Linked DNA regions of Homo sapiens: region 1 is linked to region 2. Evidence: chromatin contacts called from ENCODE Hi-C or POLR2A ChIA-PET data. All regions are on one chromosome and are shown on one strand. Each heading gives the region's core, a stretch centred on a gene start or an enhancer-like site at or near the end of the contact. The rest is flanking DNA. Distances are from core to core; before and after follow the strand shown.

Region 1 (4,830 bases), core at 237-2,736, 210 kb after region 2:
TATTTTGCAGGGTTGTTAGGATTAACTGAAAGACAGAGAGAGAGAGTGGGTGTGCCTGTGTGTGTGTGTTTGTGTGTGTGTATGTATATATATATATATTTTAGAGACAGGGTCTTACTCTGTTGCCGAGGTTGGTCTCAACTCCTGGCTTCAAGTGATCTTCCTGCCTCCATCTCCCAAAGCGCTGGGATTACAGGCATGAGCTACTTTGCCCAGCCTACTGTGTATATTTTTAAGACCTTTTTTTTTTTGAAGACACAGTCACGCTCTGTTGCCCAGACTGGAGTGTAGTGGCATGATCATAGTTCACTGTAACCTTGAACTCCTGGCCTCAAGCAATCCTCAGCTCCCTTGGAGTTGGGACTACAGGTGTGCACTACCACACCCAGCTAATTTTTTAAATTTTTTGTAGAGACAGTCTCACTATGTTGCTCAGACTGGTCTCGAACTCCTGGGCTCAAGTGATCCTTCTGCCTTGGGCTCCCAAAGTGCTGGGACTGCAGATGTGAACCCCCATGTGCAGCCAAGACTTTATTCTTCTAGAGCAGTTTTAAGTTCACAACAAAATTGAGAGAAAGGTACAGAGAATTCCCGTATCTCCCTGTCCCCACATGTGCACAGCCTCCCCCGTGATCAACATGAGTTAATATTTTTCAGGAGCTTAAGATAGTGCCATGTAAGTGTAGGTCAGTAACTGCTTTTTGGTCACGACTGTATGACACAATCCACAGGCATGCCAGCCTGGGCTGGTGGGTAGGCTCGGTCTTGAAGAGGGAGGGGTTGTTCTCTGGAGGTGGGCTGACCCTGGCACCTGGCTGGCTGGTCCCCACAGGCTGGCAAAGGAGGAGGTGAGCCGGCAGGAGCTGAGGCAGCGGGTGCGCATGGCTGACAACGAGGTCATGGACGCCTTTCGCAAGATCATGGCTGCCCGGCAGAAGAAGCGGACTCCCACCAAGAAAGAAAAGGACCAGGCCTGGAAGACTCTGAAGGAGCGTGAGAGCATCCTGAAGCTGCTGGATGGGTAGCCCTCACCCCTGCCTCAGGCTGATTATCTGGCCTAGGGGAGGGGAAGGGAGGCCCACTTCCTTCTTTGGGCACAGGAAACATTGGCCTGTGGCTGTCCCTCAAATGGCGGCAGTCTCTAGAGGGCCGTGGCCCTTCCCCTGAGGTCTTTTGGCCTAGCTCTGTACAACCAGGACACAGGAAGCCCTGCTGGGCTAGCCTGAGGCCTAGTCTCTGCTTGGTCCCCGAGATGGGGTTGGAGGGGACTTCGTTTCTGGGTCTTCCTCTTCCCCTCTTTACCATCCCCCACTCCCTAATCCCCTACCCCTGTCTCCCCTTCAAGGACTTCTCCCTTGTGGTTTTGTAAAGTGCAAACTTAAGAATAAAGTGACTGCTGTGGTTTTTCAAAAAAAGCATCCAGTCTTTGAATGTCTGTTACAGTGGGGAGGAAGGAACCAGTGTGGGTGGTAAGGTTTGTGGGGGGTATGCTTGGTGGCTCTCAGCCCATGGCCACTAACCCATGGCATTCAGTCAGGGAGAACTTTCTGAGTACCTCTTTCTGAGGATACTTGTGGCTGCACGTAACAATGCCCCCCCAGCTCAAAGTGGATTCACAGTAAGGAAATGTGTTGGCTGCAGGATGGGCAGTCCTGGGACAGAGTGGCCTTCACGGTTAGCCAATCTAGCAATTCTTCAGGGTCATCAAGGGTCCAGGTTTCTTTTTTTTTTAATTTAAGTTCTAGGGTACATGTGTACAACGTGCAGGTTTGTTACATATGTATACATGTGCCATGTTGGTGTGCTGCACCCATTAACTCGTCATTTACATTAGGTATATCTCCTAATGCTTTCCCTCCCCCCTCCCCCAAGGGTCCAGGTTTCTTAGGGGTCACCACACTGCCCTCCACAGTGTCGACCTCTGCCTAAGGTGAGTCCTTCTCTGGCTGTAGTGTGGCAGTGGAGCAGTTGGGGCCAGATGCTTCCTCATTTACATCCAGCACAGGAGGGAGCCGGAGCCAGCGGGCTTCCATGGCCCATCTACAGAAGCAAGAAGCCTTTTCCCAGATACCATCATGTTTCAGTGGCCCAAACTCAGTCTCACATGCCCATTCCTCAGTCACTGTGGCAAAGGAGACTGTAATGGCTTTATGCCAGTCAGAGTGGAGTTTGCTACTCCATCAAGGTGGTGGAGAGAGAGTAAAACCCAACAAGATCTGAGTAGGAAACAGGGAAGTGAGTGCTAGATAGACCACCGACAACGTCTCTTCCACAGCTGGGGCAGGAAGCTTGGCCTAAGGGACACAGATGAATAAATATGCTCTGGTACCTGCCTCAAGTTGTTCCCAGACTGGTCTGAGAGAATCAGGGAATAATTTGCAATTTACTGTGGGAAGGTTGAGGTCCACGCAGGAGAGAAGGGAGGGTAAGATTCCCTAAGGAAGTGACCTATGAACTGAGCCATAAAGAAGGAGGGCGAACATGGCCAACATTCTCGTATACCCAGCACCTCTCTGTTGGAGAAATGTTCCTTCCCCATCACACATGGTTCTTGTCCAACTGCCAAACTAGGGTGCACACATGACCCCAGCTTGGCCAGTCAAGTGCCAATCCCTCTAGCCACAATGATTAGTCCCAGAAGCAGGCATGTAACCCAAGCTGGGTCACTCGAGGCCCTCCATAAGATTGCTCTGTGGATGCTGAGAGGAGAGTTCCACTTCTTGTTGGACCATAAGCCATAGACTATAAACTCAGTCTACCCCAGTGACCTGCTCTCCTCCCATGGGGAAAAACCTGCTTGAGAATAAAGCCAGCTCAGAAAAGCAGAGCCAGGAGATGGAGAAGTGCTGCATCCAGCTATTCTTGAAGCCACCGGATCCTCCCTTAGACTTCCCACATATATCAGCCCACAAAGGCTTCTTTTGGCTTAAACTAGTTTGCTTTAGAGTTTTGTGATTTGTAACTAAAAAAGGCCTATTACAAGTGAATTTTGGCAAAAAGAAAGATGAAGTAGGATCCTGAGAGAGAGGACAGCATGAGGCCCTGCCTCCCACTAGGTGCTGGGCCAAGCTGCTGCAATTTCTCAGTGACTCATTGTCCCCAGGTTGCTCACAGCCTTCTCAGAGAGAAAAGACACCCACACATGCAATGATGAGAAACCAACTCTAATCATAATGATAATGCAATGAAGGGCTCAGTAAATGTTAGTATGCACCAGGCATTGTTCTGAACTCATTCAACTACCTAATATTATGGGGTAGGTATCAGCTACCCCATAATAACATCCCATTTACAGATGAGGAAACTGAGGCTTAGGAGGTTACATACCTTGCTTTGTCAAGCAATTGAGTGGTTGAGCCAACATTCAAACTCAGGCCATTTGGCTTACAGAGAGAGCCTCTTCATTACAACTCACTGGGGCCCCACTCCCATTACAGTGTATGTGAATGGTACTCCCTATACTTGGGCAGTGCCCAACCTGTGCAGCCATATATGGCAGCTCTGCTTGAAGACCCCCCTCCTCTTAACCACTCACTTCCATGTTCACTGGGCCACACCATAAGTATGGTGGGCGTTGTTGGTAGAGAGTTCCAAGAACAGAGACAGTTTTGTGGAGGAGGTGGGATGAGAGCTGACATCCCAAAATTGGATGGAATTGTGAAAGAAGGAAGACAGATATAAATAGAAAGAAGAACCCTAGAAGACCGACTGGGCCTGGTTCACCAGAGAAGAAACTTAACTTTCAAGGATCAGTCATGAGCACTCTAGCTGTTCTCTGTTGCATACCTACTATCTGCCTGGCACTGTGCCAGGCCCTTTACCCACCCCTCCTATCTGATGCTTACCATGCACCTCCAAGGAGAGTAATATTCCAGCCTGCAGATGACACAGAGACTCAAAGAGATGCTGTGCCTTGCTGAGGCCATGCAGCCTTGATGCAGGAATAGTTGCTGCCCCCAGGTAGCACCATCCCTGGCAGAGTTCTTACAATCATATCAGTGTCTGCTGGAGCCAAAAGATGCCTCCTTTATGAGTGTGGAGGAAGCTGGGTTGTCATGAGGAGGGCGGATTAGTTCCAGTACCTCAAGTCTCCAAATTTAATTCAAAACAATTCTGATTCCTTATCACTAGTTTGGAGGCAAAGCCTTTTGTGTCTTGGCCCTAGAAAGCATCTGTCTTGCACATCATGGTCTCCCCAGAGTTCCAAATGCCTTACAGCTGACTTTCAGCAACACCAGGGTGAGTGAGAACGGGGAGGGTGAGCTCTGACCCACAGTGGGTCCCCAGCCCCTGTCTGCTCCTGAGTACTCTGGGCACCAAGTGCTCTGGGTCCCAGTTGGCTCCTGCTGAAAAGAAAGTGATGGCAGGAGCTTTGTGGAAATGTGGTCGGGGAGTAAATTTATTTCTTGGCCTGGGGCTCAGGACTCAATGGAAAGAACCAAGTCCAGTGGACTGTAACTCACTCGTTTAGGTATCAATAAACTCCCCATTTCTTCTCTTCACCTACCTAATTACCCTATTCACTTATTCACTCCATCCACACACCTCCACTTCTTCATTATACTTTTGTTCCCTCATTCAGTGACCCTGTCACCATGGCTGAGAGCTATGGAGGTGACTAAGGCTCCAGAAATGGGGACACACTAGACAGACAATCAAAACACTAGGCCGCAAGAGCAATAAGAAGACTGCAGGCCGGGCACGGTGGCTCACGCCTGTAATCCCAGCACTTTGGGAGGCCGAGGCGGGCGGATCACGAGGTCAGGAGATCGAGACTATCCTGGCTAACATGGTGAAACCCCTTCGCTACTAAAAATACAACAAATTAGC
Region 2 (4,410 bases), core at 1-2,500:
TACTAGATGTAAATATCATAATAGTACCATTATTTGTAGTTGTAAGTATTAAGCTCCAACTCTGACTGTGGGATGTCAGAGAACTGTGACATCCTATGTGAGGAAAAGGGTGGCAATTATCCATGAGCTCTTTACCTTGCTTGTCCTTTACTTTTTAACTTTACTTGGAAAGCCTGCAACAGTGATGGCAAAACACAATGCTGCAGGATCCAACTTCTCCCGAAGCTCAGAGATTACCTGCAGAAAGTTAATATTAGCTATGGTGTTCTGCTCATTCATAGTGGGTAGGTACAGTCCAGTCTCTCAACCATGACAATCTCCTGAAAGACTGAGGAAGAAAAAATTTTAAACGTTGGACATTTTGAAAAATAGAGTTGTGAGAATAGCTAAATGCAATGTCGTAGAATGTCATATCCAAAATTTCAGAATTCTGTGAGGTACTACACAGAAAGAGTAAATGTAACTTATAGCAGCTTATATAGATCAATGAATCTGTTGAATAGCTCCATTTCCTCTTCTCAATGCTATCCGGATTAGTCAACATTCTCAGTTAGTCAGGACTTTCGGCTTCCAGACACCCGCCTTTAACACGTGCGATACCATTTGGCTTCCCGAGAAGCCCAACAGACGTGAGATGAGGCCGACTGCCTGGACTAGTTCATCGGGAAGGGGGTGAGGGTAAAAGCCTTTCTCATTTCCTCATTTTAACGACGCAGAAAGGTACCTGTGGGGACTATCCCATCTCAGGGCAGATGAGGAAGCCGAGGCTTGGGGCGCGGAGCCCCAGAGAAGAACGCCGACCGCGGCCCGGACTTAAGAGATTAGGTCGCAGGGGAGCGGGGCCTCGAGAGACTACGACCACTGCTCCATTTACTCACCGAGAAGCCGTCCCCGCCTGTAGTTTTCTTTCTTTTTTTTTTTTTTTTTTTGAGACGGAGTCTTCCTCTGTCGCCCAGGCTGGAGTGCAGTGCAGCAATCTCGGCTCACTGCAGGCTCCGCCTCCTGGGTTCACGCCATTCTCCTGCCTCAGCCTCCCGAGTAGCTGCGACTACAGGCGCCTCCACCACGCCTGGCTAATTTTTTTGTATTTTTAGTAGAGACAGGGTTTCACCTGTTAGCCAGGATGGTCTCGATCCCCTGACCTCGTGATCCCCCCACCTTGGCCTCCCAAAGTGCTGGGATTCCAGGAGTGAGCCACCGAGCCTGGGCCACCGCCGATAGTTTTCCACTTTCCCGCCAGGCCCGACGCCGCTCTGACGCCACTGAGGTGCGCCACGACGTGACGTCAACGTTCGCGCCGGAAGTGGAAGACCAGGCAGCCCAGCTGAAGGCAGTAAGCTCGGCTCACAGTCGCAGGAGAGTTCTGGGGTACACGGGCAAAGGGGCTTGAGAAGGCCCGGAGGCGAAGCCGAAGAGAAGCAACTGTGCCCCGGAGAAGAGAAGCTCGCCCATTCCAGACTGGGAACCAGCTTTCAGTGAAGATGGCAGGGCCAGAACTGTTGCTCGACTCCAACATCCGCCTCTGGGTGGTCCTACCCATCGTTATCATCACTTTCTTCGTAGGCATGATCCGCCACTACGTGTCCATCCTGCTGCAGAGCGACAAGAAGCTCACCCAGGAACAAGTATCTGACAGGTCAGCGCCCTCCCTTCTCCAGCCTACCTCACACCGCCGTGACCTTGGGCAAAAAAGTGCAGGAGTTGTGTCAATTTGCCTAGGTTCACGTCGCGCCCCCTCTGACAGGGTGACCTTACCCGTTACCTCTGTGTTTCACTTTTGTCCTCTGTGAAATGGGGATGATAACAGTACCTGCTTCATAGACAGGTAGGAATCAAATTAGGTGATGTCTGTAAGTCCCTTAGCACAGGATCTAGGACGTATTGAGTGTTGAAAAAAACAGTACTGTTAATCCTTTAGGTTAGTCGCCGACCCTCGGTGGGTTTACCTATGAACTATTCCATCCCACCCTTCCGTTGAGAAGAGTGCCAGGTGCGTTACAGCGTTTAGTCTTTGTAACATCCAGTCAAGTGAGTGTGATAATCTGCATTCTACCAAATTACTGTTCCAGGCGTCGGGCCTGGTGGGACTGTCAGCTGAGATGCCAAGTACCAAAGCGCTTTGCAGTCTGTAAAACTGCCATTAGAGATGTAAGGAATTGTAATTATTTCCCCCCACTAGAGTGGAGGCAACTTCCTCACATATTTCATTGCAGTATTTATTTATTTATCTATTTATTTGCTTATTTTTGAGACGGAGTTTCGCTCTCGTTGCCCAGGCTGGAGTGCGGTGGCGTCATCTCAGCTCACTGCAGTCTACGCCTCCCGGGTTCAAGCGATTCTCTTGCCTCAGCCCCCCGAGTAGCTGGGATTACAGGCCCGCACCACCACACCTGACTAATTTTTGTATTTTTAGTAGAGACAGGGTTTCACCATCTTGGCCAGGCTGTTCTCGAACTCGACCTCAGGTGATCCACCTGCCTTGGCCTCCCAAAGTGCTGGGATTACAGGTGTGAGCCATGGCAACCAGCCCCTCGTTGCAATATTTATATACAGATAAAGGAATTTGAGATGATTATAGGTGGTTATCTAGACATGTAGCCCCTCATATTAAAGTAATAGTTTTCTCCCAGCAACTTGGGATGCTGAGGCAGGAGGATTGTGGGAGACCAGCCTGGGCAACATAACGAGACCTTGTCTCTTAGAAAAACAAGCAATTTTCAGTCAGTTCTGATTACTTTCAGAAATCATCTCAGGTAAGTGCTACTATATCTTTAGCACCTCTCTCTCACATTAATTTCTCGTTTTAATAAAGAGAGTAAGCCTCAGGCTAAGAACTTTTCACAGGTAACAGTGTCTAGTTAAAATTTAATAATGTTGTTTTGTTTCTACTGTACTTAAGTTACTTTCTTTTTTGTGACAATACTGGATTTCCATTTGCTGGTAATTTAAAGATTCCTTTAAAATCATATAGATGGGAAAAAAGTTGATATATAAAAAGTATTAAATATGTAATGATACAAGCGTTGGACAAAAATTCTAACATGGCATGAGAGTGACTGAAGTTTAGGAAGCACTACTGTAACATTTTCAGTTAGTTCTTCCCAATTATGCCAAGAAGAATAATAACCATTTACTCTATATCAGGTACTATGTGAAGTACTTACATTCATTAACTTATTTAAAACTTCAAAGCAACTCTATGAGGTACATATTGTCTCATTTTATAGAAACAGAGGCTTTAACAAGTTCCATCCCACCCGTTCGTTGAGAAGAGTGCCAGGTGCGTTACAGCGTCACACAGGGTGACATTTAGGACTTCACACCAAGCCTTCTGGGTATTGGGCTTTTTCCACTATACTACAGCGATCACTTTATCTTTCTGTAGCATTAGTTTCAGAACTGACCAGAGCCAGCACCCCACCCTGGAGCGAACCTTAAGAAGTCAGCTTACTGGCCGGGCATGGTGGCTCATGCCTGTACTCCCAGCACTTTGGGAGGCCGAGGCGGACGGATCACGAGGTCAGGAGATCGAGACCATCCTGGCTAACATGGTGAAACCCCGTCTCTACTAAAAATACAAAAAATTAGCTGAGCGTGGTATGCTGGGCGCCTGTAGTCCCAGCTACTCGGGAGGCTGAGGCAGTGGAATTGCTTGAACCCAGGAGGCGGAGCTTGCAGTGAGCCAAGATCGCGCCACTGCACTTCAACCTGGGTGACAGAGCAAGACTCTGTCTCAAAAAAACAGAAAAGAAGTCAACTTACTGGCCGGGTGTGGTGGCTTACGCCTGTAATCCCAACACTTTGAGAGGCCGAGGCAGGCAGATCATGAGGTCAAGAGATTGAGACCATCCTGGCCAACATGGTGAAACCCCATCTCTACTAAAAATACAAAAATTAGCTGGGCGTGATGGCACGTGCCTGTAGTCCCAGCTACTCGGGAGGCTGAGGCAGGAGAATCGCTTGAATCCGGGAGGCAGAGGTTGCGGTGAGCCGAGATCATGCCACTGCACTCCAGCCTGGCGACAGAGCGAGACTCCATCTCATTTAAAAAAAAAAAAAAAAGTGTATTTACCACAGAAAGAAGGGCTGTAGAAAAGTGCGAAGTGGGGAAAGCTCAGACATTTAGCATTTTCTGGCACCTGTAAAATTTCTTATTTTAGCCTTACATTAGCACTGAAGCAGATACTCCTTAACCCATTTTTACAATTCCAGGGAGCCTGGAAAAGTTAAGTAGTCTTCCCAAAGTAGGGAAATATTGTGCCTGTACTTGAACTCAGATCAGTCTCACTCCCAGGTTAAACCCTCTTCAACCATGATTCCTGCTGTCGTAGATTCTCTGCCATGATTTTCTGCCCATGGTTCACTATTAGAGCAATGGTTCTGAATTATATCAGATCCAAAGCTCTCTTT

What was found. A loop is a pair of places that touch in the nucleus more often than their neighbours do. ChIA-PET counts read pairs that join two places held with the same protein, here RNA polymerase II (POLR2A). Pooled maps may share reads with other maps.
Region 1: a pooled map shows a loop between it and region 2 (5-fold over the local background). The contact joins the enhancer-like site here to the promoter of EMC3-AS1 in region 2. A Hi-C loop is called at or near these places in 5 of 50 pooled maps. POLR2A ChIA-PET finds 5 or more read pairs at or near these places in 9 of 52 experiments (B cell, CD4-positive, alpha-beta T cell, CD8-positive, alpha-beta memory T cell and 6 more).

What each region holds. Positions count from the first base shown.
Region 1 is chr3:9,776,552-9,781,381 of GRCh38, reverse strand. TADA3 (transcriptional adaptor 3) reads left to right here. Exons shown (of 9, transcript NM_006354.5): 9 at 833-1,415. The coding sequence ends at 1,025. It also overlaps a transcript of OGG1 not described here. Among named protein-coding and RNA genes, the nearest start is that of CAMK1, 9.0 kb to the right of the region's middle. RefSeq lists an enhancer at 2,943-3,237. Within about 2 kb of position 1,486, at least 18 of the 41 ENCODE cell types and tissues checked have a DNase peak (open chromatin) inside an H3K27ac peak, as active enhancers do; they include B cell, CD4-positive, alpha-beta T cell and OCI-LY7, where a contact is called at or near this core.
Region 2 is chr3:9,983,733-9,988,142 of GRCh38, reverse strand. EMC3-AS1 (EMC3 antisense RNA 1) reads right to left here and starts at 1,250. Exons shown (of 3, transcript NR_103821.1): 1 at 879-1,250. It overlaps EMC3 (ER membrane protein complex subunit 3), which reads left to right and starts at 1,302. Exons shown (of 8, transcript NM_001394674.1): 1 at 1,302-1,636. The coding sequence starts at 1,482. RefSeq lists enhancers at 733-952, 1,213-1,372, 837-1,484.